Linked DNA regions of Mus musculus: regions 2, 3, 4, 5, 6 and 7 are each linked to region 1. The links are chromatin loops, found by intact Hi-C in ENCODE. Cell type or tissue: left cerebral cortex. All regions are shown on one strand. Region 1 has its middle 2.3 kb from the start of Dhrs3. Region 2 overlaps Tnfrsf8 (tumor necrosis factor receptor superfamily, member 8). Region 3 overlaps Tnfrsf8 (tumor necrosis factor receptor superfamily, member 8). Region 4 overlaps Vps13d (vacuolar protein sorting 13D). Region 5 overlaps Vps13d (vacuolar protein sorting 13D). Region 6 overlaps Vps13d (vacuolar protein sorting 13D). Region 7 overlaps Vps13d (vacuolar protein sorting 13D).

The links. Peaks named below come from ENCODE experiments on the same cell type or tissue, not always from the same donor. Only the 100,000 strongest peaks of a DNase experiment are listed, where the experiment ranks them.
Region 2: it touches region 1 in a loop (6-fold over the local background); 28 of 42 quality-filtered maps call a loop at or near these places.
Region 3: it touches region 1 in a loop (2.5-fold over the local background); 19 of 42 quality-filtered maps call a loop at or near these places.
Region 4: it touches region 1 in a loop (5-fold over the local background); 10 of 42 quality-filtered maps call a loop at or near these places.
Region 5: a loop joins it to region 1, with 7 times the contacts of the local background. A loop is called at or near these places in 21 of 42 quality-filtered maps.
Region 6: it touches region 1 in a loop (4-fold over the local background); 5 of 42 quality-filtered maps call a loop at or near these places.
Region 7: it touches region 1 in a loop (3-fold over the local background); 10 of 42 quality-filtered maps call a loop at or near these places.

The regions. Positions count from the first base shown.
Region 1 is chr4:144,888,807-144,892,806 of GRCm38, forward strand. It overlaps a transcript of Vps13d not described here and a transcript of Dhrs3 not described here. Among named protein-coding and RNA genes, the nearest start is that of Dhrs3, 2.3 kb to the right of the region's middle. In left cerebral cortex, CTCF peaks have their summits at 1,960 and 3,762; DNase peaks (open chromatin) are centred at 123, 943, 2,013, 2,715 and 2 more places; H3K4me3 peaks cover 903 bases; H3K27ac peaks cover 1,905 bases.
Region 2 is chr4:145,293,294-145,297,293 of GRCm38, forward strand. Tnfrsf8 (tumor necrosis factor receptor superfamily, member 8) reads right to left here. Exons shown (of 13, transcript NM_009401.3): 4 at 3,557-3,700. Among named protein-coding and RNA genes, the nearest start is that of Tnfrsf8, 20 kb to the right of the region's middle. In left cerebral cortex, a CTCF peak has its summit at 2,500 (motif pointing left); a DNase peak (open chromatin) is centred at 2,510.
Region 3 is chr4:145,268,213-145,272,212 of GRCm38, forward strand. It overlaps Tnfrsf8 (tumor necrosis factor receptor superfamily, member 8), which reads right to left. Exons shown (of 13, transcript NM_009401.3): 13 at 1-1,023. The coding sequence ends at 779. Among named protein-coding and RNA genes, the nearest start is that of Gm36233, 5.2 kb to the left of the region's middle. In left cerebral cortex, no CTCF peak of the experiment used is centred here; a DNase peak (open chromatin) is centred at 2,127.
Region 4 is chr4:145,022,672-145,026,671 of GRCm38, forward strand. All of the region lies in intron 65 of Vps13d (vacuolar protein sorting 13D), which reads right to left. Among named protein-coding and RNA genes, the nearest start is that of Gm36317, 61 kb to the left of the region's middle. In left cerebral cortex, no CTCF peak of the experiment used is centred here; DNase peaks (open chromatin) are centred at 2,278 and 2,864; H3K27ac peaks cover 787 bases.
Region 5 is chr4:145,049,169-145,053,168 of GRCm38, forward strand. All of the region lies in intron 63 of Vps13d (vacuolar protein sorting 13D), which reads right to left. Among named protein-coding and RNA genes, the nearest start is that of Gm36317, 88 kb to the left of the region's middle. In left cerebral cortex, a CTCF peak has its summit at 1,513 (motif pointing left); DNase peaks (open chromatin) are centred at 1,550, 2,530 and 3,735; H3K27ac peaks cover 592 bases.
Region 6 is chr4:145,148,360-145,152,359 of GRCm38, forward strand. It overlaps Vps13d (vacuolar protein sorting 13D), which reads right to left. Exons shown (of 70, transcript NM_001276465.1): 21 at 1-989. Among named protein-coding and RNA genes, the nearest start is that of Vps13d, 45 kb to the right of the region's middle. In left cerebral cortex, no CTCF peak of the experiment used is centred here; a DNase peak (open chromatin) is centred at 2,089.
Region 7 is chr4:145,015,528-145,019,527 of GRCm38, forward strand. It overlaps Vps13d (vacuolar protein sorting 13D), which reads right to left. Exons shown (of 70, transcript NM_001276465.1): 67 at 1,208-1,403. Among named protein-coding and RNA genes, the nearest start is that of Gm36317, 54 kb to the left of the region's middle. In left cerebral cortex, no CTCF peak of the experiment used is centred here; a DNase peak (open chromatin) is centred at 2,403.

The sequences.
Region 1 (4,000 bases):
GGAGTATGTGTGGCAGTGTATACACACACAGTGGCCTGAAAAGGACTTGGAATTTCTCCTGTCCCTCTCTGCCTCACTCCCTTGCGATGGGGTCCATCACTGAGCCTGGAGCTTGCTGTTTTCCAGCTAGGCTGACTGGCCAGCTGCCAAGCAAGGATCCATCCACCAACTGGCCCTGCCTACTTCCACCCCTGGCCCTGGGATTACAGAAGCACATGGCCACATCTCTCTTTTTACATTGATCCTGGGAACCGAAACTCAGGTTCCCACGCTTGCACAGTGTTATAATCAGGGTTTCTTCTGCTGTGATAAAATCGTATAACCTAAAGCAAATTGGGGGAGAACGGGCTTTATTTCTCTTACACTTCTACATCATAGACTCTCATGGAAGGAAGTTAGGGCAGGACCCTAGAGGCAGGAGCTGATGAAGGAGCCACAGAATCATGCTACTTATCGGCTTGCTCTCTATGGCTTGCTCAGCCTGTTTTCTTATAGCATCCAAGACCCCCAGTCCAGGGATGGCACCACCCACAATGAGCTGTACCTTCCCACGTCACTCACTAATGAAGAAAATGCCCTACAGGTTTGTAGGTTTGCCTACAGCCTTATATTACAGAGATGATTTCTCTATTAAATTCTCCTTCTCTCAGACGACTCCAGCTCGTGTCAAGTTGACATTAAAAACCTAAGCCGGCGCACACCGCAAGTGCTCTTACCCACCAAAACATCTCCCAAGTCCCTAGGCAGCCTACTTCTAATTGTAAGGCCAGCAACCTCTTTTCACTGTCTTTAATCGCAAACCAGGAAAGTTGGAAGGCAGCTCCGCCACAGGGTTCCAACTGGCCCTATAGGAGAGTTGTTTCTTGCACCTCCCTAGCTGTGCCCAGCCCCAGCAGGGCTGAGTCATGGAAAAGTTACTTCTGCTCATTTCTCCCACCAAGCCCACAAAGACTCCTTTCACGTTGTCAGGAGGGGGATGAAAAAATAAAAAAAGTGTGGGGCCCTCCGCCCAAGGCTGGGACGAAAATTTTCAAGCTCCTCTCTAGAGTTAGACTTAGTATCTCCTGCATCAAGGAAGCAGAATGGACCAGTACCAAGAGAGAAAGGGGACACATATTCCACACTACAACTTTCTTATTGAAACCAGCCTACTTAGTTGTGCAGCCTTAGCCCCGTGCTCCCCCACCCCTATCTTCCTGGGAACTGAGGTGTAGGGAGGGAAATGGATAAAGACAGTGACAGCTCATCTCTGGAAAGCTGATGCTGGGGGAAGCCTTAAGCTCACAGATACCAGGACCACAAAATCCACATCCTGACAGTAGACCAAGTAGAAACAGGGCCATTGCATCTGGCCAGACCTTGCATCTGACAGTTGCTTTTGGAATTGCCTAGCCGGTTTTTGTTTGGTCGTTTGTTTTGTTAATTTGTTTGGGGGGGGGCAATTCTTTTATTTTGAGTTGTTGTTGTTGTTGTTGTTGCTCCCCTCTGACTCCAGCTCAGACTCAACAGGGAGAAGCCTGTGTGGCCTTGAATGAATTGCTTACTTATCTGTTGGGCCCAGTTTCCTTAATTGCGTTGAGAGGGCACATAACACCCACCTCCCCAGACCATTTGGGAAATTGTAGTGTGTATAAGACACGTGTGAAGATCCACTGGGGTTCACAGTACCTTTCCACCTCTGTCCCAAACATACACCTGTGGGACATGGACAAGGGTCCTCCTGGTCACTCAGCTGGTCTAGCATCTGATCTGAACAGGATGAACACATACGTGTCTTTCTGTGAATGGCTGGATCTCCGTGTGTTAGTAACCTTTGCTATGAAACAGGTAGAGAAGAGGCTGTGATCTTTACAAGTCCTTAGCCTTACATGGAGTGAAAGGCCTAAGCAAAAAGAATAGCTCTTTAGCCCCACCAGTGTTGAAAACGCTAGTAGCTTAGAGGTGCAGTGTCCCATGTTGGCCACTAGGCGTCTCCAAGGATAATAGATGAGGGCAGAAGCTATGCAGCCTTTTGGGGGTCTCCCCTACTTGGTGTCTTGTACATAGGCCTTAGCAACCGCTGGGCGCCAAGAGTCCGACCCTCCCTGACTGCCATTTCTTTCCTGTTGTTTTATAGACCTGGAAGATGGACGAAATGGCCACCATGGTGGGGTGGGATCTAAGGAAGGCAACGGCCAGCCCTTTGGAGAGTCCTTTAGAAAGAAGAATGGAGCCTGCAGGGACTCTTCACTGCAGTTCTTGGCCAAGCCTGTCCTCCACCTCTCTCCTGCCTTCTTGCCAGAGTGGGGTGGGATGGGAAGAGAAATTAGGTCTGGACTGAATCTCTTCCTCCTGTACTTCCTGGCTGGGTAACCTGGGAAATAGGATGACAAAGTCCCCAAGGCGAGGTCAGCTGGAGGGTGGAATGTCAGACCAGATCGCAGGAGCTCCACACAGGAGAACGGCTTCCTTGCCCCTTCATCCAAACCTAAGAGTTCTCATGACAACTTCTCCCCAGAACTACAGTAGTTGGCAAAAGAGGAAGTGATCTCCACCCCCTCCCCAAATCAGCACTTCTCAAAGGGATTTGTTCACACCCAGGCGGGGAATATTAAAAGCACAGTTAGTTCCTTGTGCACCCAGGGCCTGCTGGATCAGTCTTTGGGGCTGAGGCCCAGGACTCCCAGCCTGAACACGTCCAGGGCTGGAAAGGGCTGCCCCAGATTATAGGGCAGGCTCCCTGGCTGTCTCTCCCTCTCCCGCCCAGGGATGTGCAGAGGGGGCGGGTGGCAAGTCTCATCAGCACTTTTAACTGGGCCTGCTTCTCATGACTCACCTCCTAGACTTCCCGCAACAGGCAAGTCTAAATAGCTGGGTCCCGCCCTCCCAACAGGGAGACGTTCTTACAAGGGGTGGGCAAGAGGTTACAAGGTGGGTGCCCAAAAGGTCAGCGGGGTAAGGGCACCCAGAGAGGGGACACTGGATGAACTGAACAGTGGCATAGCTTTGAAGACGTGTTGTTTACAGGCTTCTGTTATTAAGGAAATTGCTGTCAGTCAAGGTAATTCTAGCCCAGATAAGCAATAAATAAGCTCCCAGCTAATCTTATGGGGATTTTATTGGCACCTGGGGTTAGAGGTCCTTTGCCCTGCTCCCCTTTCTCCCAAAGCAAAATCCTGCCTCCCAAGGGGTCCCTCTACCTCAACGTGAGAGACTTCACGTTAATACAACTTCGGATGTACACTCTTTGAAGGAAAATGGGAATCAGGCAATGATGAAACATAACCTCCTGGTCCTACCTGGAGGCAGAAGAATGACCAAGTGACCTGAAATGAACCCTTGGCGACCCAATAGCATCAAGGCATGCGCGAGTTTCCCCTCGGTTTGCCCGGCCGCTCAGGGGTGGTCACCTGGCCCAGGCTGGGAGCCAGGTCTGATACAGCAAGCTGGCTTGCCAGAGTTGGTTGCAGCGTGTTCGAGTTCCGGCTGCGAGCCCTCGGGGACTAGGGCAGCAAGTTCCAGCTTGCAGAAATGAGAAGCGAGTCCCAGGGGAGTGCGAGACGCAGCGAGACCGGGTGCGCGCCTAGGCGCGTGCCCCGCCACGGCGCAGGGGGAGGGGAAGTCGCCGCAGCCACTCAGAGGCACGATAGTGAAGCCTCCCAACAACTTTAACTGTCAATCAGACTTAATGGGGTATTAAAAAAAAAAAAAAAAAAAAAAAGGAGGGGGCGCCCTTTCGGTCCACGCCGCAGCTGCCCCGCGGACGAAGTAATAGGGCGGTGCAGACTAGGGCGTCCTATCCACGAGTGCTCCACAGTACGGGCCCGACCAAGTTGGAAAGAACAAAAAAGAAGGCAATAAATACTAAAGGGGAGGGGGGAAGAGAGGGAGCCACACCGAGCGGCAACTCCCAGCCCGGGCTGCAAGAGAGGGAGGAGGGAACCGGAGAGAGCGGGCGCGCGCGAGGGCGAGCTGTGCACGAGAAGAAACTGACACCCGGACCCCCCACTTCTCCTGCACG
Region 2 (4,000 bases), 400 kb after region 1:
GAGGACACAATGGCTACCCCGAGACAGAGATTCTGGCTTTCCCAGTATCTGTTCACTCTGGAGTGAGGAGGATCTATCCCTTCACTTGGCTTGGTCAGTGACGCTCACAGATGTTCACACTCAGCTACAGAAACACAGACAGACAGACAGACACACAGACACACAGACAGAGACAGACAGACACATAATTATATTTGTGCCCCCCAGAGATACATATATAGAGATACATATATACAGAGACACAGAGAGAGACATACACAGTAACACACACAGAGATGCATACACATAGACACACACACAGAAACACACAGACACACCCACAGAGAGAGACACACACAGACACACAAGACAGGCACAAATAGACACAGATACACACACACACACAAAGAGACACACACAGATACATATAGAGATACACGCAAAGACATACTCAAATACATACACAGACACACACACAAGAGACATATACACACAGAAAGACACACAGGCACACATAGACACAGATACACACACACATAAACATACACAGAGACACATACACATAGAGACACATAGAGAGATACACACAGACACAAGCACAAACATACACAAATAAATACACACTGACACACACACAGACACAGACACACACAGACAGAGACACACACACAGACACACACACAGACACAAGCACAAACATACACAAATAAATACACACTGACACACACAGGCACACACACACAGACACACACAGACACACACACAGACACACACAGACACACACAACACATACACACACAGACACAAGCACAAACATACACAAATAAATACACACTGACACACACAGGTGCACACACACACACACACACAGACACACATACACATATACACACACACACACACACAGACACAAACAGACACACACACACACACACACACACACACAGACACACACCCACCATCAGATACTCCTGGGTTTGCCCTCCATCTCTACCACATTCTTACTAAGCCAGGCAGTCAAGAGATCATAACAGTCTTCATTAGGCTGCTGTTTATATAAACAACCACATGAAAACAAGTCTGTCATACTAGGTAATAAACAGTAAGCGCTCAACCTTACTGCCTGTACTGTACTTTCTCACACCCCAACGCCAATCTCATCTCCGAGGGAGGGAGTGACCCACATGAGTTGGAAGATGCCCCAACTACTTCAGTGGAGGTGAACACAGCAAGGTCAGCAGTGCGATGAAGTTGACGCAGCTCAGCTGAGCACCCAATCCTGGCTCTACGTTCTTGGGCTGCTCATCTGCCATCTCTGGGTGTCAAACTCCCTACCCACAGAAAGGAGCTGATGGAATCTGCTCTGCACACACGCGATGCTTGCGAAGAAAGTCCATAATAGCCTTGAGTGTTTGGCTATCTGTGAGCTATGCTGAAACAGAAGTTACTCTCCCCTTTCACAACCGGAAATCCTACATCTCCCAGAGCTGCCTTCTGGGAGAGTCCACAGGGGCTCCAGAGATGAACAAGGTCAGGTGACTGTGGCAGGGCCACTGACAGAATGTGCTGTGTCACTATGCCAGTACCGCACACCTTTAAGCCCAGGACTTGAGAAGTGAACAGTTCTGTGAGTTTCAGGTCAGCCTGGTCTACTTAGTGAGTTCCAGGTCAGCCAACAGCTACATAATGAGACCCTGTCTCAATAAAAGGAGGGATGTGGTCTTAGTAGTTAAGATCACTGGATACTTTTTCAGAGGATGGGATTCAATCCCCAGCTCACAACCTTCTATAATTCCAATTCTAAGAAATCCGATAACCTCTTCTTGCCTCTGTGGGCACTAGGCATGCATGTGGTACACAGACATACGTGCAGGTAAAACACCCATATACATAAAATAAATAAATCGAAAAATAAAAATGAATCTGGGTGTAGTGGCACATGCCTGTAATCCCAGCAGTCAGGAGTCTGAGGAAGCAAGATCAGAAGTTCAAATCCAACCTGGGCAACAGAATGACTCTGTCTCAAAAGATAAATAAAGAAATAAATAATTTTAATGATGTCTTTGTGCTAGGAGTATTGCTTATTGGTATAGTCCTTGTATGACATGAATGGCCTTGAGTTCAGTCCCCAACACACACACACACTCGTGTGTCCATGCATGCATACACACATGCACACACAGCTCACACATTTAATACCCACACTTGGGAGGATGAGACAGGGGGATTACTGTGGTTTTGAAGCCAGTCTTGCCGCATAGTGACTTACAAGACATCCTGGGCTACAAAATGAGAGCGGGTCTCAGAAAGAAATAATCTAACAACATAATGATCTATGTCAGTTGGTAACCAATATAAATATAAAAAGATACATTGTATTCTCGCTTACATGGTAGGTCTTTGAAACTTACTGAGCATTATAGACAGAACATCTTAACTTAGACCTGCCACATTTTAAGCATTTTTTTTTTTTTACACATGGCAATGGCAGGACTTCAGAGACAGGCCTCTGTTGCCCCCATGTGGCAGTCTTGGGAACTCTGCCCAGACAGCCTAGCCATGCTAGCTGGAAGGTTGAGAATCTGTCTGACAGACAAACACGGAGGCCTTTAAGTAACATCTCCTCATCATATGAGCAAGGAGAAAGAGTTAGAGGAACTGGCCCCATCCACAGGTAAAAATCTTCAATATAGCCCAGCCCTCAGCTACGTTTCTGATTGCAGACAGGGTCCCACAGTACAGAGAGCATTCTGTGATTCAGGAACTTGGAAAATGCCCATGAAGCTAGGAGCCAGAAAAGCCAAGGACACCGGTTAGAGAAAAGGGTTTGCAATTTTCACCCCTCACCATCGGTTTGCCCCACCAGGAGTTTATGTGATTGTACTGTCCTTTTTGCACCCCCACCTCCATGTCTCCCTTCTAGAAAGCACACCACCACCTCCTTTTTTGAGAACAGAGTCTCACTATGGAATCAGCCTAGCCTCCAAAACACCACTTCTAATGGCAACCAGTGAAGTTCCATGATTCTTATCTCTTCCTCTGACCATGAACTCCTCCTCCCTTGTATTGTCAAAAAATTAGAAACGGGAGATGGTAAGGCCTGATGTCACGAGGCAAACTGGGGGAAAAAAACAAAGCAAAGTAATTTCTCTGCCTTTAATCTGTTGCCTAATGTCTCAGTACTCCTCTCTCCAATAAAATGTCCTATTCTGACGCAGGGAAGGTAGCTCTAATTTGTCAGATAACTCCCAGGGTAGAGACTTGAGGCTTCCTACTTACTTGTGGACCACCGGAGAATCATCCCTGACCCCAAGCTTCAAATGTGCCCACAGCCTCCTTTAACCAGGCGTGGGCCTCTGCCAGTAGAGTACCTCTGACAGGACGCAGATGTGAGCAGTGAGCAGCAGAAACCCCGAACGGATGCTGCACACATCACAGCATGGGGAGAGAAGCTTCGACCTGTTTATCCTACAGTGGTGGGAAGGTTAGGAGGCCTGTGGCGGGCACAACAGTAGCTACTAAGGAGCTGTGGGAGCTGTGGGAGCTGTGGGAGCTGTGGGAGCTGTGGGACACTCACCTGGAGACTTGACAACCTCCTCTCCAGAACAGTGGAGTTTGCAGCGGGCGCAGGAATTGACTGCTGGTGTGCAGCAGTGCATGCCAGGCTGACACTCACAGATTCGAGGAGAGTTCCCGGAACACGGAGCCTTCTCCACAAGGCCTGAGGGACACAGAGAGGGTCATGGAAGGGAAAGAGGGGAGCCAAGGGTGGGGGTCCAGTGTACACAGGGACAATCCAGGATGAAGGTAAGATGCCACATGACCCTCTGTCAGACCAGTTGGCTGTCACTCTGTGCCTCTCCTCAGTTCTCCTGATGTGCATGAAAGGGGCAGCGTGAGGGTAACCTTCACTTCCAGCCCATATGTCTGCTACTACTACATAGATTACAAACAAATAAATGTGGGGCTAGGGAGACGGCTTAGTGGGTAAAAGCAGTTGTTCTTAGAGCAGAAAGTCCTG
Region 3 (4,000 bases), 380 kb after region 1:
TTCAGGTATGTTCACCAGAACGGCCTCCTCACAGTGGGCGTGGGCTAAGCAGTGTGAGCAGCAGGGTACCTTCAAAGATAGGCTCCCACTTGCTAGAGTTTCCTTTGGGAGCTAGGTGTCATTGGACCTGATCCTGGAGGCTTTGGGACAATGCTTCTTCGTTTCCAGGGTGGAACAGATAATGGCACAAAGTGTTAAGAACCTCCAGGACTACAGTTCTCCCATCTCCGTGTGACAGGAAGTCCTTGGGCAAAGCATAGTCTTGAGCAGTGCTTGTCAGGTGGGGTCACTGCAGCTGCTGAGGAGGTCCATAGAACAGGGAGGCTGTGCCAAAAGGGTCTCATTCTGCCCTCCCTGTGTGATGGGTACAGGCCATCCTTGTGCCAGTGATGACGAGCATTCATTCTTTAACTTCCCTCTGTCTCAAGAGTAGAAGCAATAGGTGCTGGTTCTGTAACAGGGAGCCATGTCTACAGCTGGAGGCTAATAGCATGGCAGTAAAGCCATCACTCGAGACCCAAGGAGAGAAGGCAGGGCATAGGAGTGTGGGCAAGGAAGCTTGGATCAAGCCTGTGGCTTCTCCCCCAGTAGACATCAGCCTGATGGTGAGTGCCCACTGATGGGGCCCAGGGGCCAGTGCTCTTGGCAGCAGCTGAAGGCTTCATTCTGGGCTACCTTGGATGCTGGGTCTTCAGTTCAAGTTGTGGTAGCTTCCCAGGTGCTAACTTGATCTCAAGGGTACACTCAGCTGCTCTCTAGCCCCAGCTAACAATGGTTGTCACTTCTCAGAGACAGTCGTGGGCCCATGGTCCTCTTTTCCTCCTTCCTCCACCGAGAACATGACCTCAGTGCAGCTGCCCAGAGGTGGTTCTGTCTCCTGCTCCGGGTAATGGGGGGCATGGTCCACTTCTAGTTCAGCTTCCAACTCAGACTCTGTAGACCCTGCTGGAGCCCGGCCCTCAGGGACTTCAGTTTTTACAGAGCCCACGATCACTGTGTCGGCCTTCATGATGTAGATTTTCTCTGTAAGGCAAAAAGGTGGGTGAGAGAGGAGAGACCAGGACCACCTCATGTGCTGGGTGACTTCGCACAGATACCACAGCCTCTCTGTTACACAGAGAGGTATTGATGGGGCTACCCATGGTTTCTTAGGCATGTCATCAGAGATGGACAGAATGCAGTCAGTCCAGGAAATAGCAGGTAAAGAAAAGCAGGATGGTAGTAAGAACACCAGGGGACAAATCAGAGCCACACATGTCCCTCACTCTTCTCAAGTGCCATCTCTGAGACCCAGCACTCCCACTAATAGCCCCTCACCATCCACTAATCTAATCCTCTGCATGGTTAAGAACCTGAGGTCAGGGAGCTGGAGAGATGGCTCAGCAATAAAGAGCACTGACTGTTCTTCCATAGGTCCTGAGTTCAATTCCCAGCAACCACCTGGTGGCTCACAACCATCTGTAATGGGATTGACAGTGTACTCATATATATAGAATAAATAAATCTTAAAGAACCTGAGGTCAGCAGGTAAGGTTAGGAGACATCTCCAAGGAAGCATCCAGCCACCTGGCTGCCCTTGCATCCACATGCCTAAAACAAAACACCCCGGGTGACCAGTGTGCCCCTGCTTGCCTGGGACAGATGAGTTCCAGGTCCCAAGAGCTTCATCAGTCCAGGCAAACTTGGCTGATTGGCCACGTTCTCCAGAAACCTGGGTCCTGATGATATGCAACAGCAGCCAGGGGCCCCATGTGTCTATGTGCCCAGCCCCTGGACCTCATGCTGCCAGAAGGCAGAGGGGATCATGAGTGTCAAGTGAATGGGTAGCCCAGGCTCCTAGCACTAGTACATGCTACAGTCTCAACACAAGCTGATGCTGGGGGTTGCTGGGATGGCCTTTCCATGCAGGGAGTCAGGGAGCCTTAGGGAAACAAAGCCATCTTTGCAACTGGGAGGCAGAAGCCTAGATTCACCAGAATAACCAGCTCTACTCACTGGGCCTCAGGCTGGGGGTTGTACCACTCTGCTGATCCTGCAATGGATTCTGCAGATGGAATGGGGAAGCTCAAAAGGGAACTTAGGAGTGGGGGTGGGTAGACGCAGGGGGCACATGGACCCCCTGCCTTTGGGTTACACCCTCAGATTCAGGAAGCCCAGAAGATTCTCAAGTGCCCCGGCATGTCCGAGAGCATTGCACCATGGCAGCTCTTCTATTTCGGTTTCTCACACACCCAGGAAAGAGAGAAGTGTAAGAAACATGAGAGGGAAGGGCAAGAGAAAGGGACGAACTGTGTGTCCCATGGGCTCCAGAGCTGAGAGCAGGGTCTCAGGTGCCATGCCACATCCTCCATCAAGGTTTGCTGGGACTTTCATCTGAGGGGCTAGCGAAAGATGAAAGCTGGGGAGCACAGACCTGTAAATGTGGAGAAGCCAAGGCAAGAAGATGGCAAGTTCAAAGCTAGCTTGGGCTACAGAATGAGTGAGTTCAAGCCAGCTTCGGTAACTCAGTAAGAATCTGATTGAAAAGCCTTTAATCCCAACACTCGGGAGGCAGAGGCAGGCAGATTTCTGAGTTCAAGTCCAGCCTGGTCTACAGAGTGAGTTCCAGGACAGCCAGGGCTACACAGAAAAACCCTGTCTCGAAAAACAAAAACAAAAAACAAAAACAATGAACAAACAAACAAACAGACAAAGAATCTGATTGAAAGAAAAAGAAAAAAGGGAGCAGGGGCCACATGCAGGATCACAGGCTTGTAATATCAAAGGCTACAAGCCCTGAGGGTCAGAAGTTCAAGGCCATCCTTGGCTGCAAAGCCAGTTCAAAGCTAGCCTGGGCTAAAGGAGACCCTGTTTGTTTGTTTAATCAAACAAACAAATAAAACAAAACAAAAACAATCCAGAGAACAACAAGGCTGGGGAGATAACCTAGAAGGAAAAGTGCTGGTTATACAAGCACAAAGACCAGAGTTCAGATCTCCAACAGCCAAATGAGTGCTGTGTAGGGGTGTGTGTATGTGTGTGTGTGTGTGTGTGTGTGTGTGTGTGTGTGTGTGTGTGTGTGTGTGGCAGCCTATATCCCCAGCATGTAGGGGGCAGAGACTGGGGATCCCCAAGCAAGGTAGCTAGCTAATAATTCCATCAGTGAGCTCTGGGTTCAAGTGAGAGATCCTTGCAAGATGTAAGGTGGAGTGTAATCATAATAACCAACTCAACCTCTGGCCTCTGTGTACACACGTGCACACATATGCACACACACACATACACATGCACACATACACATGCACACACATATACTCGCGCACACACACACACACACACACTCAAACACACACACACACACACACACACACACACACACTCAAACACACCCACACACAGCTTTTAATTTTAAAAATTAAAATTTAAACCAAACAAAGGTGAGTGGACTAGCTCAGTAGTAGAGCATTCCCCTAGTATGTAAAAGGCACCAGGTTCAATCCCTGGTACCAAAAAGAACAGATGGGACCAGAGGTCAGTTACTGGGGTCAACTAAGAAGAGGTTACTGTAGGAGGTTAGGCGGATGCTGCTTGTATTCAAATGCTAAATCCTGGCTCCCACCATCTGGCTACCTCCACCCCGCACAAGGAGATCACAAGGCATGAGGAGATCCTCATGTGTACCACATTTGCTATGTAACCTTGCTCCTCAAGTTAATTGGTCAATAAAAAGCTAAGGCCCGTGATTGGGCAAAAGGTAGAAGTAGGCGGGTTTTCAGCTACCTGGTTGGGGTTTGCAGGTAGAGAGAGGGAAGAAGAAAGGACACAGAGACTAGAGAAGGCCATCATGAGAAAACATGAACCATGAGCACATGGCCGGGAAAAACATCAAGTAACAAGGGACATATGGCTGGGACATAAGTTAGAATAGCCCCAAATCTGCCCAGTCTAGGATTATGGCTTGTAAATAAGATACCTGGATTGTGTGTCTTTTATATGGGCTAGTTAAAATACTTCATTTTAG
Region 4 (4,000 bases), 130 kb after region 1:
ATTGTGGTCAGCCACAATTAACTTTAACACCCTATTCTTCACAGCAGATAAACTGAAGCCCCAAACCAAGTTGTCAGAGTAGGACCACCTATAAAGTTACAGTGTTCAGAGAATGGCTTCCAAAACTTTCCAGCTGTGACTTCAAGCAACTTACACAGTGCATGTCTTTACAAAGCACTGGACTTTGACTGGGGAGATGAGCACCAGCCTTGGGTCCTGTCCTGCAACCCCAGGTCTCATTACAATGACAGTGATGACCTAGATGCATCAGCTAGCACTGCAGATCTGGAGCACCAGCACTGACACAGTCTGAACACCTGCGCCAAAGCCCCACAAGTGCTGAGGTACAGCCGTGTGGTGCACGTTAACGACAGTATCTGCAGGACACCCTAGAGCACCCACGCCACATTCTGAGCTCTTCCTCAGCTGGAGAAGAGCTAAACTCTGTGAAGAAATTGTAAGTGAAGGCCATGTTACCTTTTATAAGAGCTAGTGAGGGTAAAGACAAGAACCACCTTTTCTTCTTCTGAGAGAGTAGGAGAAATCATCTAGGAGCGAAGCCCAACATGACCCCAGCTCCTTCCAAATCCCCTCTGTAAAACCAGAAGCTCAGGAGGGAGCCTATGACAAAGGCGTGACTGCGGCTCATTCTTCCACAGCTGCCCGACACCCAGTGCCAATAAGTCCCTGCCCGGGAGAGCTCACTCTCCTCTCCAAATGCCAGCTTCTTCCAAATGCTTCTCAGATGCTTCATCTGTTTTTGTTTTGTTTTTGAGACAGGGTCTCTCTATGTGTGCCCAATCTGGTGATTCTCCTGTCTCAGACTGTAGGCATGAAACACCCTGACTAGGAGCTTCACTTTTGTTATTAAAGATGTCCACATCTAAGTTAATTTACTATTCTTACTCTTCTGCAACAAAAACTATTTGTGCAAGCCATTTAGTTTTGCTGTTTATCACTTGTGAGTTGAAAGCATAAAGAGATATTCACAAGCTACTATTATAAAAGTCTGCCCTTCTAGAAAGCAGCCCTTTGCGCTGACTTTGAGATTATCCTGTATAAACCTATGCTGCTAAACAACTCCCAATCCTCCTGCTCAATGCTGGGATTGTGAGCACAGGGATTAAGACAGTGACCTCCTATCACTTTGGGGACCCATGCATGGACATCTTTAAGGTCAGTTCCTCATACCATACATCCAAGTGGGTAGGCAAAATAGACCAGTCTCCCCGTGACAGACAAGAAGCTGATATGCAGGCTGTGGCTGGGAAACACTCCCTCACCATGCCCTCAGCTTTGAAGGTAATCATCAACAGGGCGGAATGCTCACAAGCCAATGTCAGCGAGCGCTGAAGTGGTCTGACTGACCCAGGGTACAGTCACCTTACCCCCTTGTCTCACTGTCTTGAGACTAAGGAATGCTGGCGTCTGACACCCAGAGTATTCAGAGGAGATACAACTCTCAGAGATTTCTAGAGAAAAGGACCAAAGTCCTTACTTAGGATGTGAGCGACTTAAGCTTGGATATGTGGCTAGTCTACAGGCAGCAGTCCAAGAGCTACGGGGGCCACCTAGAGGCTGTGTGTGTGTGTGTGTGTGTGTGTGTGTGTGTGTGAGTTGTAACAGAAAGACAATCACACTTGACTTCATATTCTGTCTGTGACACTTAATAGCAGAGAGACCATGGGCAGGGGCTTAACTCTTAGCCCCTAGATGAACATTAAAAAAAAATCCACTTTAAAGGATTTGATGAGGTTGGAAAAGGTGGCAGAGCACTTACTGCAGGAGAGATGATATATCAGACACACAATTAAAACTATGTTGAGCAGCTTCAACCCCTGTAAAATGGTAAACGCATTTGATAAGGCCACTATGACATGACAGGATCCTCTAGTGTAGTGCATGCTGTCTGCAGAGGGACCTGGCAGCTGTGGAGCAGAGCATGCACTGGGCTAGCACTGGAAAAGCTACTGGCATCTGGGAGGTCATCTGTGAGTGAGTCGTCACTATGGTGGTTACAATCGACACCTCCACAGCAGAGGGGATTTGCAGAGTTAAGTCAATCCAGCTCTTTAAAAAAAAAAAAAAAAAAAAAAAAAGCTCAAGCCTACAAAACACTTAAATCTTCAAGTGACCGTCAGCCTAGCTAAGAAGAAAAGTGCCAAGGAACAGAACGTCCTTCAGAAACCTGCTCACGCACTTACAGTGGGTTCCCTTCTGTAGCTGACGGAAGCATCAGCACTCGACACACTTGTGCATTTTGGCCACAGTCCAAAGTCATTAAGTTCTATAAAGCAGTGTTTTCAGCACAGGGGTAAAAACCCTCAGAAGTACTTTAAGGTGCCCATTCTCCTGAACAGCTAACACACACTGTGCATCAACACTTCTCATTCCAAAGTAATCCTGTTGTCTGTACACACGGAAACACTGAGTTAGTCTAGGCTGGGGACCTGGCTCTGAACCACTGATTTCAGAAATTTAAGTAGAGAGTAGAATGGCATAGAGGGAGAGAATTCACACTGTGTCCCTCGGCTCTGTCCTGCCTGTTTCCCTGACCCTAGCATGATACTCAGCAAGCATGGGTGCCAAAGGTATTTGGCTAGTGTAACAGGATCCTAGGCTTCAGTTTCTCCCTGTTCTCTGGGGCTCTTCTTTCACAGTTATTTACCTAATGGAAAGTTCCTCCTTAAGATCCTTGCAAACTGCTGGTGACAGTATCTTTCTTGTCACCAGGGCATTTCACAGGAAAAGAGAAAGAAGTAACAGAACTCTGTGGCATCGGGGAGAGGTTTTCTTTTCAGCCAAGAGCAAGACTGTACAACTGCAGCATGACCAGCAACAGTTCCAAGTTCACTCAGCAGTGCCCGGGACACACAATCACAATGGCCATCGCCATGCTGTGCTACAGGCTGGCGGGAGTTCTGGGTGGTGCTGCCAACGAGTCCAGCATGCTGGAACAGAGCAGTGGCATTTGTGTGTCACTAACAGGGAGAGTCATCTAGTTCATCTAGACCCCAGTTTATCCATCTGCACGTCTCTGCTTCAGAAGACTGCTCTGACGGGTAGCAGAGGTAGCTGAAGCAGAGCACTGGACCCAGGGACTGCTCATCAATTTTAGCAAGTTTCTCAGCAGCAGTTTGGGACTTTACACTCTAGAGTCAGTCTCAACTCTGCTGGTGCTATCGAAAAAACCTCCTTCAGGTCGGTTGAGACTTGACTCACTTCAAAATTAAGGTCCTACTTTCTTCTGTTTGGTATCATGAAAACAGTTGCAAATAAAAAGCAAAACAAAACCAAACCAAACCAAACCAAACCAAAACAAAACAACAAATCTGTTCTGGGGCTGGGAATTATTGCTCAGCGGTAGAGCACTTGCCTAGGTTCAACCTGTAGCATTACCACACGGAGAGAAGGAAAGGGGAGGGCAGAAAGCTTCCAAAATATTCTGGGAGTTTTGTCTTGACATTGAACCTTTCTGAAATACTTATGAACAGAAAGTTAAAGGAAATAATGACCCTAAACCAGTAACTATCTGTCACTGACAAAAGGCAAACTGCTCTGTCAGTTGGACAACTGTAAGGGTTGGAACAAATGGGGACACACTGTAGAGGAAAAAGGGAAAAGAAAAGGTACAAGTTTGGGTTTAGTGAAAAGGGGATATTTAGGAACCCCCATATTTCTGCCTACAGAACACAGAGCATGCTGTTTCCACTTCTGTTTGGTTTGACTCTATGCAGTCCTGAGGACACAGACCCAACAGGGAAGCCCTGAGAACAGTAAGGCATTTGAAAGCTGGGCCAGATGCTCGCTCTGTGTCAGCAGCACCTCCAAGCTGTGACCTTGCTTTTCCCTCTGTTCTCTGGAATCTTGAGGCCTTCCAGCTCTGGGATGTGCCTGTGTAGCTATTTCACGGACAAACACTTATCAGGACAGGCCACTCCTTCTCATTAAGAAACAAAGTTATCCACAGGCACTCGATTATCTCAGAGCACAAGGTCTA
Region 5 (4,000 bases), 160 kb after region 1:
CACACACAGGACACACACACACAGGACACACACACACAGGACACACACACACAGGACACACACACACAGGACACACACACACAGGACACACACACACAGGACACACACACACAGGACACACACACACAGGACACACACAGACAGGACACACACAGACAGGACACACACACACAGGACACACACACACAGGACACACACACACAGGACACACACACACAGGACACACACACACAGGACACACACACACAGGACACACACACAGCCAAATAAAAAGGCAAATTAAACCCTGAAAAACACTGTTACTTCCATCAAAGACAAAACTTAGAAAGAGTTTGTAGTGAAGATATAAAAGACCAATAACCTGATAGAAACCTGATCAAGTGCTAGGATCAGACAGTTCACAGAAGCAAAACCACACACACACACACACACACACACACACAAAGCAACAGTAGAGGAAGAGACACAGGAAGACACACAGTTAAATAAATACCAAACAGAAGATACATGGCACAAACAATCAAATAAATACCGACCAGACCAGATGAGCCGAAGACAGGGAGAGAGCACTGGTTTGGTACTTGGAATGTCACTGATGATATCAGAAGGAAGAATTTTAGGAGCTGAGACCATCATTGAATTACCAGTGTGGTGGCACACCCCTGCAATTCTAGTGCTTGAGAAACTGAGACAGGAAGATTGCTAAATTCAACACTAGGGGGTTTTAAACACCGATGATGGCCAGATTTCTATCAGGTTATTGGTTTTTTTTAATCTCTTCCCATTGTATAAAATCTTTATAAAAGTCTTGTCTTTGATGGAAGTGTTTTGAACTGAGAGATAGACTAAATTTAAAGCCAGCCAGACTAAAGATATGTTAAGTGCACAGCTAAAGTCACATGACTAGCCATGAGCGAATCCTAGACTTGAATGTGCTGTTTTCACAACAGCAACTACCTATTTGGTAGAAAGCGCCCAAGCCAGAGGGCTCCACTATTTCTTCTCAAAGTCATTCTGCATTTGTTCAGCCGTGCTCCCCACTAAAGAGTGAGTAGGCATGAAGTCGGCAGAGAGCATGCCTAATTTCCCCCATTTCACTGACAGAGAAACTGACAGCCAGCTTAAACTCCTTATTCATAGTCAAAGGCCAATCATGCTATGAAAGTGTAAGGACATGGTCTTACCAATGCAACTCCAATAAGAAGAGATTTAGAAAGCATGATTAAACAAAAGCTTAAGCCAGAAAGTTAAAACAAAACAACAACAACAAAAACCCACTAAAACACAAATTCCTCATTGCGACCAAACATTAAAAGAGACTGGTGTATTGCTGCAGGGACCTTTGACCTCTACCAAGCTGCAAAGTCCTCCCAACAGGCACCATCTACCCTGGAACCAAGGAAGTACCCAGTCCTGAAGTGAAACTGTCTTCACCTAGTCATTTACTGTCTGGGGTCCCTTATCTGCAGAGGCGCAGGGCCAGCCTGTTGGTATGAATTACTCTGCCACCTTCAGGCTGATCTGGTCTGTGGAAGAAGGCATGAGAGGAAAAGAAAGCCATATAGGATTGCGCCCTCCCAATGAACTGAGCCACTGCTTGCATATAGTAGGTCACAGCTCTGATCCTGATTTACTCAGGCAGCATCTTCCTGCTGCAGAGGGGATTCTGGAGAAAGCAACCTGTGCTCATACGTTCCTGATAAAACAGAGAAGTATCTACTCCCACTTCCCAGACAAAACGGCTGAAGCCTTCCAGAGACGGCGCCAAGTTGAAAGAAGAAATACCTGTCCACGAGGCCTCAGATCACAGCTAGTCCCTGGGCCGTGTCCTTTCCTTTCTTAGTTTATTCCACACTAAACAAAACTGTCTGGAATTCATTCTCTAAAGGTTTATTTATGGCACATAGAGACTGTTTATGTGAAGCAGGGCATGTGCCTATTTCCCTTTGGGGACAGTGTTTAAAACTATGGGGCTACTTCCCTCTCTGGCACTTTCTGAAACACAATTAACAATACTGGATCTTTTTTCCTTTTAACAAATCTGGTTTTTATTTAGAGAGGAAGGGAAAAAGTAAAGGGTCTGAAGTTTCCCAACAAATTATTTCAAGCCTTTGAGAAGACAGTTTTAGGCTTTTTAAATAGTGTCTTTGTTTGAAACTCCCCCTTACCCCCACCCCCTGCTCTCTGACCATTAAAGTGTGGGTTTTCTTCCAAACTAGATTGCTCAATTAAGGTCCTTCTTTTGTTATACCCCAATGCTCTAAATGGGAAAAGGCCTGCTGTAGGCCACCTTCTGAAACCTTTTAAAGACCCCCTGGTATCTTTTGATCTTTAAAGGAGTCAAGGAAATCCCCATTAAAAGCTACCTGGCTTTTCAATATGCCATGGCATCTCTAACATGCAAGCTCTATGCAGAGAGACCATGAGGAGAAGGGAGGGGCAGCTGTGCTCTTGTGTCTATGAAATGGAATATTAGCTTCCCTTCTTCTGTCAGTCACGAATCCAAAGAAGATAGCAGATGGAGACAGCTTCCAGTCACCTGGACAGTGTGGATGCCTTTGAGTCACCAGACAGACACTGTATCTGGCAACAATGTACCTCAGTGTAAATCTGGATAGGCAGAACCCCCTCCCCCAACATTTCTGACAGCCTCGCTCCTGCCTGGGAATCCAGAGAATGGAGGCAATTGTTCCTTCAATACTAAGACAGGGTTACCTTTTACACAGACTCCCGTGACTGCTGTTCAGGGAGAGGGCTCCGTTTCTAAGCACATGTTTTTAGTGATTCCATATTCATCAGAAAGAGTATATTGCTCTTCCTAAGAGCTCCTAATAAAGGCCTGTTACTCTGTTAGAAAACTCTGACTAAGTGATATTGTCTAAGGAGTCCCAGACTCCAGGAGGAATACTCAAGGTATAGTAACATGGTGACTTCCACAACCCCAGAGCTCCACTCTGAAGTTCCAATCCCAACATCCTGCTGAAACACAGGTATGTCATGGCATCTGCTTAAGAGTGCTCTAAATTCAGTAGAATACCAGGAAGACCGTCAACATGAAGGACTGGAATCACTCCAGCAGAGCACACACTGCACCAGTAAGAGATGCAGAGGACACATGGCATCTGTATCACAGGACTGTGAAGGACACATGGCTTAGGTACCCGGGACTGCAGAGGACACATGGCATCGATACCAGGAGTACCATTGGATAGCAAAGGACACACAGCATCAGTCCCATAGGACTAGGGACCAGGCACTTCTGCTGGGAGCGCTGAGAGGAATGCTGGGGTCTGTGATCTTTAACAAGATGATTTTAAATCAAGAAGTCTTACACTTGCAGGAAATGCTTAGCTTTGGTTTGCTGGGTGAGAGCCAAGTGTTCTGGGGGAACAGACTTTATCAAACAAATCCATTCCAAAGGTCACATAAGTCAAGTGGATACTTGTGGATATTAGCAAGACAGTAGTTTTCCCATGGTTTTCCCCTTACTCCCAAGCTAATTATAACCATCTCCAGCCTCCTGGGAAATACAACATTAGGGCAGATTGAGCAGCAAAGTGGTGAGAGGAGAAAGGCACTGTACCTCTTTTCTCAGGATGCTGCCCCTGGTCCCAGCTAGCCCTCCCTTGACTTCATTCACTGAAGCCATCACCCCTATTATCTAGAGGATGACGCTGAGCAGACAGCTGTCTCATCACCTATAGGTCTATTTTAGAAGCTGGGAGTTGGCAGGCTGTGGCACATGAGGCCCACACATGTGTTCTGTCAAGCCCACAAGGCTGGGTTTTAGTCAGTTTTTCTTTTGTTTTTTTTAATATGAGTTGGTGGCCAACATTTAAAACCCAGGAGATTCCATATAAACCTGATGATTTGGCAGTGGGCTGCAGTGGGGCTGTGCTGACCCTCCTCATGGAGCTGTGCTGGACTAAAGGTTCCCTGCACTTGCAGGTTGACCCTGCAGCAGAATTGGCATGGGCATCAGAGCCCAGCACTGCAGGCT
Region 6 (4,000 bases), 260 kb after region 1:
TCCATAGAAGCACTGGACTCTGCCTTCACGTTCTGGAGAAGGCCTTCAGGGGGCACTTTCATCGCATGGTTGTCTGCAGTGGACCCAATCCCAAAAAAGTCTAGTATCACCACCCAGGTTTGCAGGGTGATCAACACATCCAAGCAGTTAAAGTCAACGTCGATGCTTCGATTAATGCGACCGTAACTGGAAGAGAACTCTGGATGCTTTTTATCCACCAAGAATATATTGATGTGGACCAAGGAATCATCAAATTTACTCTTCCCAACAAGCATATTGGGCTCATCCACTGAGGGAGAAGGGGGTGGAGTCTGGGGGTAGCTCTTGTCCTGGGCTTCCTTTGGCTTTTTCCGACATGTGGAAATGGGTCTTTGATACAACTGGAAGACGTTGGGTGCTTCCTCCATGTGGGAAGGGAGAGACCGGGGCATGTCAGGATACTCCACACTGGATACCGAAGGGCAAGACTGAGAGAGATATTCCTTCTGTGCTAAGCTAGATGGCTTGGGAGCCCCTCGAGACACCATCAGGCTCTTGTACTTAGAGTCTGGATTCTTCTCCAGTAAGTCTTCCATGAGGAGTGAACGCAGGGCGATCTGGATGGATAAGGTCTGTGGATGGTCTTTACTGAACTCCACCTCAAAATCCTGAAATTTTAAGCTCACAAGCCCTTGGGCCCCCAAAGTCAGGTCACCGCTCAGCTGAACCTGCAACTCTGATATACAGAAGTTGGCTTGAATCTGAGTGAAGGCCTTGGCTTCCTTCACAGACAAGGACTTCTGAGAAGTGCTAGAAAAGCTGGAGTGGCTGAACAATCCATTCTCCTTCTTCTCCACACAAGGTTCTCCACAGGAACTGAGTTGGGGCAGGGGAGAGTTAGGGCAGGGGGAGGTCGGGGCACTGGCTGCAAACTTATTCAGATCTTCACTGTACACGAGGTTGTCCATCGTCTGTAACACCTGCTCGTACACGTGCTTGGCTAACACCACCTGCATTCAAAGGGAACAGCCCGTTACTCCAGAACCATTTAAAATGTATTTGTAATTTTGTGTATGGAAAGTGGGGGTGGGGGCATGCACAAGGGGTTTGGGGGTACACATGGGTACAAGTGCCCATGGAGGTTAGAAGAGCCAGGCTCCACCCCCACACAGACCCCCAGGAACGTTAAAGGCAGCTGACAGCTCCCTGACATGGATGCTGGGAACTGAGCTCAGGTCCTCTAGAAGAGCATAAGAGCCCTAGCGACTGAGCCATCTCACCAGCTCCCTCCAACTCTATTGTCATCCCACAGACCCTCAATTCTCAGCTGGTATTTCTATGTTTACCAAAAGGCTCTAAGTTAGTTGGCATCAAGGACCATCATTTCTTTCCTGTCCTTTCTTTTTCCTTCTCACTTCTGTTTACAAAGCTCTCCCTAGCCACACGTAGAATAATCTACACACATCTATGTGCAGCAAGTACTCCCTAGATACAGTCAACATAGCCACTCTTTCTAACCACACAAAATAACTGCAGAAAGCAAGGAGACTTCCAAACATCTAATGTGGGCACAGCACGGGACTGAAAAACAAGACTCTAAAACTACCGCAGATCAGCAGTCAGCAGGACAAACAACGGTTAGTACTTTTCAAAAGTTATGCATATCTGCAATTATATATTTCTTTCTCTCTTACAGTTTCCATTGTTGGCACTTGCGTGGGACCCAGAACACAATAGGCAAACACTGTCACTGAGCTGCACCCCCGGCTTCTTACTTTCTTTTAGTTAGAATTTCTTATTTAAAAATATTTTCAAGTACATCTTTTTTACTAATTAAGGGCAATTAACAGAGGGATCGCAATTCGGGTACAGAAATTTTGACAGACTTGGAAAGTGACCGTTCTATAACCCCTAATTTAATCTTCATCCCCACAGAGCTCATTAGTGGAATGAAGCAACAGAAAAGACTGACAGGGAATTTTACAAGTGAGCGATCAGGCTCTTGCCACCCACACATCCTCATCAAATGCAGACGTTTGTATGACAGACACAACGGAACCGGAGGTGCTTGACAGCACCTGCTTGGGAAGCTCTAGCCAAAAGAAAAGAAGAGCTAAGAAAGACCAGAATCCAGGGAAGCCTGGGTGGTTCACAGCAATACTGGCTCCAGGTCAGAAAGACAAAGGTACCATGTTGGTCACTCTGTAGGCAACTGGCCAGTTTCCACACAGAATTAAACCATGGCAGATGAGGCAGGGCAGATCCAGAGAGCCCTAAAAGATACTGCACCTAACTGCTACAGAGCCTGCTTGGACCTGATGCAAGCAAACCAGAGTGAAGACGTTCCTGAGAGTCAAACACCATCATGATACATAGGAAGACAAAGTGTTCAGAGAGACACATTCAAAACAGACAAGATGAAGTGAAATAAAGCCTGAGATTTGCCTTAAAATGCTTCCTTTAAAAAATTGTTTATATCCTTGTGTGCAGTGTATATATGTACATGCACGTGCTCTGGCAGGTATACAAGTCATAGCACAATACTGTGGAGTTGATTTTCTTCTTCCTCCTTAAGTAGGTTCTGGAGAGGGAACTTGGTTTACCAAGTTTTCAAAGCAAACACTTTTAACACTAAAGTGCTTACCTAAATCATTTCACCTGCTCCCTGCCCCAAACTATTTCATTTAAAAAAAAAAAAAGAAAAAAGGCAAGTACTGGATGGTAGAAGCAGGAGAATCAGACACTCAAGGCCATCCTCAGCAGCGTGGCAAGTTAGAGGCCAGCCTGGGCTGCATGAGACCCTGTCTCAATTAAAGTGAACAAGGGTGCCTGGAGAGATGGCTCAGCAATTAAGAGTAATACATGGTCTTATTGAGGACCCAAGTTCACTTCCCAGCACCCATACTCTCAACCACCTGTAACTCCAGTCCCAGGGGATGTGATGTCTTCTTCTGGCCTCTGTGAGCACTAGGCACACATGCAAATAAAACACCCACACATACAGAATACAAAAGTTAATTTTAAAAAAGACAAAGAGAGCTGGGGGAGGGTTTCTTACCTAAAGACTCACACCTACGAGCCACTGATACTAGTCAAATTTGTGACCATCTACAGCCTCACAGAGGAGCCACTGTCCTAAGATTCTGAAAACATTCATTTTATAACCTTACTCTTTCCTCTAGTCCTGTAAAATCAGGAAATTACTTGTGAAGAAGGATACATATGTACACACACACACATACACACACACACACACACACACACACACACACACACACACACAACCCTAACTGGCCCAACTCAACTCAGAGAGGGCAAGCCTAACTTTACTCTGTTGAAAGGATCTGTCAATGGCTCGAATAATCACATTGTTCTACAGTCTATCCCAAGTGTGTCCAAAGTGGGATAAAAATTACATTCTCCTGGGAAAGAGCAACTGGCTTTTTAGGTAGTAATTCCCTATCCACACTGGGGAATGAAACCAGAGATCTACTTTGTTTCTTTGTGACACATGAAGAAAGCCATTTCCAGGGACAAAATGGTACAACCAAAGGATGCCATGTTGCCGAGGGCAGCAGGGCATATGCGTAATCCCAGCACTTAGGAGGTGGAGACAAGAGGACCACGAATTCAGAGTCAGCCTGGGCTAAAGAGTTAGACAAGGCTCAATGTTTATTAGAGCAAATTAACAACATGAATGTACACTGATGATATGTCCTTGAATTTACATATTTTCTTTCAACACTTAATGTACCAAAATATATACCATTATAATCTGAGTACTATATACACTATAAATATAAAATGAATACACATTGGGCTGAAGAAATAGCTCAGTGATTAAGAGTACCTGGTGTTGCAGAGGACTTGGGTTCAATTCCCTGAGCCCACATAGCAGCTCACCGTCATCCACACCCATAGGTCTAGTTCCATAGAGTTGGGCACCCTCATCTGGCCTACTTGGGCACCAGGCACTACACAATTCACTCCATTCATGCACACAAAACACTCATACAGATAA
Region 7 (4,000 bases), 130 kb after region 1:
CTCTACTGCCTGACCATCTTCACTGCTCCACACATACCTCAAAATAGACATCAGGGTTGTTTTAGCTTTATATCTGAGAATAGAATGTAGCTTAACTTGTGTGCAGCCTCCACCTTACCACCACCACTGCCCCACACACCCCAAGCAGCTATTTCCAGACGGAAGACATTTTGGCACCTGGTCTATAATCACAAGCACTTCCACTGCAGCAACACGTCACTGATGAAGTTCCCCGATGGCAGACAATGGCACTCATTTTAATTGGGGTTGACATGTCTTTGAATCTTACTGAAGAAGCAACAGGTATAGGCATAGCCAACCAGCTTCTAAACAGGTACAATGCTTTATCTGGGGATCATCAACTATGTAGGCTGCAGTGAACTTCCTTGGGCTTAGTGGAGCCCCTCTAGGAACAGCAACCCTCCTGTCTCTTTGGAGACAGGAAGCTAAAGCAGACCATTAAACAAACACCTAAGCTAAAGTGGCTGGGTTCTGTGGACATAGGCCATCTCCAATTTTTAGTTCTAGTTGGTATCAAGACAAGTCAATATCTCATAGCAGAATGACCAGCTTCCTTGTGGAAGTGGGGTTGGCTCCTTTTCCAAAGGCTGGAGGACTGGCTGGCATTTTTGACTAGAGGGAAACCTAAGAAGGAACAACCCATGTGGTTAACTGCAACTTCATATACTAGAATTACACGGGGTCTAGGAGCAAAGACCACCAACCAGCCTTCAGTAGGCTGATGGCCTAAGGGGTACAATTAGCTCGGGGAACTTATAATGATACAATGGTAATACTGATCTCTTTGATGAAAGAACCAGACATTGCATTTTCTTATCAATTTTCAACATAGTATCTTATCGACTTAAAGAAAAACCTGTGCCACTTTTTGTGTAGGTGGGTGGAGTGAGAACAGGATTCATGTAGCCCAGGATAGCCTTGAACTTAAACTGAACCTTAAGCTCTTGGTTCTTCTACCTGTATTTCCCCAGTGCTGGAATTACAAGCATATACTATCCCTTCTTCATGCCACGGTGTGCCTCCTTTTTATATATTTTTATTGCACAAGTCAAGATATTTCTGCTACATGTTTAAGTTAAACAACATAACTAAGTCATACAGACTATTACCAAACACATCTATGTGGACTACAGAATCCTCAGACCTGAGCTCAAAAGTAGAGATCAACTCTCACCATGACACTGACCTGGGACCACTGAGTGTGGCTGTGTCTCTCACTGCCTGAGCTGTTTCTGATGCAAAATCCAGGGCACCTGCCACTGGCTTGGTCACAGTGCCAACGAGTCCCTTGCCAAGGCCAGATATGAATCCACTGACTCCTCCTTCTGTTTTTACACCTTCCACTGTTGATGTTATAACACTGGTCAATCCACCAATGATACCTAGTGAGAAAAACAAAGAAACAAAACCAAACAAGGTCACTGTCACCTGGCCAAGGTCAAAGCCAACAGTATCTCAAACCAAATTTCTAGTTTCTGCATCTGGAATGATAAAGGCAGTTTGTTGATCTCTAAACAGGCCACAAGTCAAGAGACCCAAGGGACTTGTCTAGAAAGTCCAGAATCAGAGGACACTGTAATAGTCTGTGAGTTAGAAGGAACACATGTCTAGGATAATTTTAAAAAAAGAAAATCAAAACCAAAACAAAACCCCTGGGCTATATTAAGAGTGTCGTAGGTAGAGGGCCTGCCTAGTGCACAAAGCCCTGGTTCAGTCCCCATTGCTACATAAAACCAGAAACAGTAGCATACACTTGTAATCCTAGTACTAGGGAGGTGGAGAACAGAAACCAGAAATTCAAGGCCATCTTGAATTCAGCTACATAAATTCAAAGACAGCCTGGAATAAGTGAGACCCTGCCTCAAACTGAAAAAAAAAATTACAGAAAAGTCATCAGTTCATTAGTCAATGTTTTTAATGAAAGCAAAGGTGAGAAGCTAATGGTGGTCCTTTTTTTTTTTTATTCTATTCCAAGTCTTAAGCAGCATACAGGCAATAAAGAGAGGATGCAGAGAAGGGGATAAAGCAACAGGAGACTAGGAAACAGGGTCCTTGGGAAAGGTTTAAGTGCCTCTGAAATGTAAAGTTGAGAACCACCACATGTTTGACATGGTTTGTGTAATACTGCATGCTTTGCTGAAACCATTAGGGTAAACAATGAAGAATTCATTAAGGCACCCCAAATAGCTGCTAACACCACCCAAGACCCTTGGGGTTGTATCAAGCTTAAAAGACCAATCTAATTGAAAAGGCATTCAAGCATTTATTTTAAAAGCTGACAGCAATGGTTGAAGTAGGCCCAGAAGTGTCCACAAGTTGGCAAAGGCTAGTGAGGTCACAAGCATTGCAGGGAAGAGGCAGGCCCAGTACAGTGACCATTTCTAGGACTCGGGCCAGGGACACTCACAGGATGTTTACCCTCTGACAGTTGGGGTGTGAGGAAGCTCTCTGCACTCTTCAGCTCTAGTGAGACAAATTAGGAAAGGAAACTGGTTGGGTGAGAGTGTCCCTGAAATTCATAGAGTTTCTTTCAGATTCAGGATCTTTTTGCTCCAGTGAGGCAACATTCCTATCCTAACTCAGAACAGAATTCCGGCTAAACAACTAGGACTTAGGAGGTGGTCTTCAACAGATCAAATAGGACTCCAGTTTTTTATTCATTTATTTTATGAGTATGTGAGCATGCATACGCGCGCACACACACACACACACACACACACACACACGTACTCACACTGACACCTGCTCACACAAGCACACTTACAAGCCAAAGTCCACATGAGAAAGTCAGGAGACAATTTATAGGAGTCAGTTCTTCCCTTCCATTATGTGGGTCCTGGCTATTGAATGCAGTTTGTCAAGCTTAGCAGCAACCATGTTTGTTCACTGAGCCATCTGATCTTCTCCAGGACTCCAGTTCCAAATTAAGGAGACTAGATAGACTCTGGTCTTATTATAATGTGATTCTTTTCCTCCTAAAGGAGACTCTCCTTTCACACTGCCCAGAGCTCAGTGCCCTCTTGGATGAGGCGGGTACTGGTTCTGGGCTCAGATTGGCCTAAGTGGCTCCTGGAGGGGTTGTGGATAGCATAAGGACAATCTTTGATTGGAGGTGATTTGGCAACTGTGAACAATCACCCAGCTTCTTAGTACATAGCTGTGTTCATCCAAAAAGTGAGGCCAGCCACCTCTCTCTGAAGAGAGGATAGCAATTAGACACAGCAAAAATCTTCACATTAATTAAAACTGTGCTCTACTTGCTACTGTATTACATTACAGCTAATAAAGACAATTTAATCTTTACTCCAGAAGGATTATTCCAAATCTTTACTTTAAAATTTTATAAACAGATTAATTTAGCCCAGTTTTACACCCTGCCTGATACTTGGTCATCCACTTTACAACTGATAGGGCTCAGAAAAGCCTTCCACTGTAAACACTGTACCCTAAGCTTAGAACTAGTCATACATCATTATAAAACAGTGACCTCCCTTCTTCCAAATATAGACAGTTGTGACTGATAGACTAGGGGACTGTCATCGTATCAATGATTCCTAGGGTCTGGTCAAAGCTGCTAGCCATCACTGAATATACTATGGGCCAGTGGGCTCTAGATGGCCCCTCTGCTTTTCTGACACTCAGGCCATTTGACAGTGAGTCACACATCACTGGCCATATGACCAGTGCCACAGGTGCTTGCAGAAGTATGAGCGGAAGTACCTAGGTCAGGAATGGGGGCAGCACTTCCTTCTGTGTGGCTGGGGGACACTGGTAGAAAAATTGACTGGGCCTGTATTTCCAAAGGCTTTCGATGCCACATTTAGAATTTGCTAAGAAAACCACAGTAATAGGAAATGGGTGACAGTTGAAACAAACTCAGAGAAAACACATGTCTGCCTGCCACTTCCTTCTTTGCAATTACATGTTTTGTAATTCTGCATCTATCTTATAGACGCAGAAACACCACAACCATATGCCA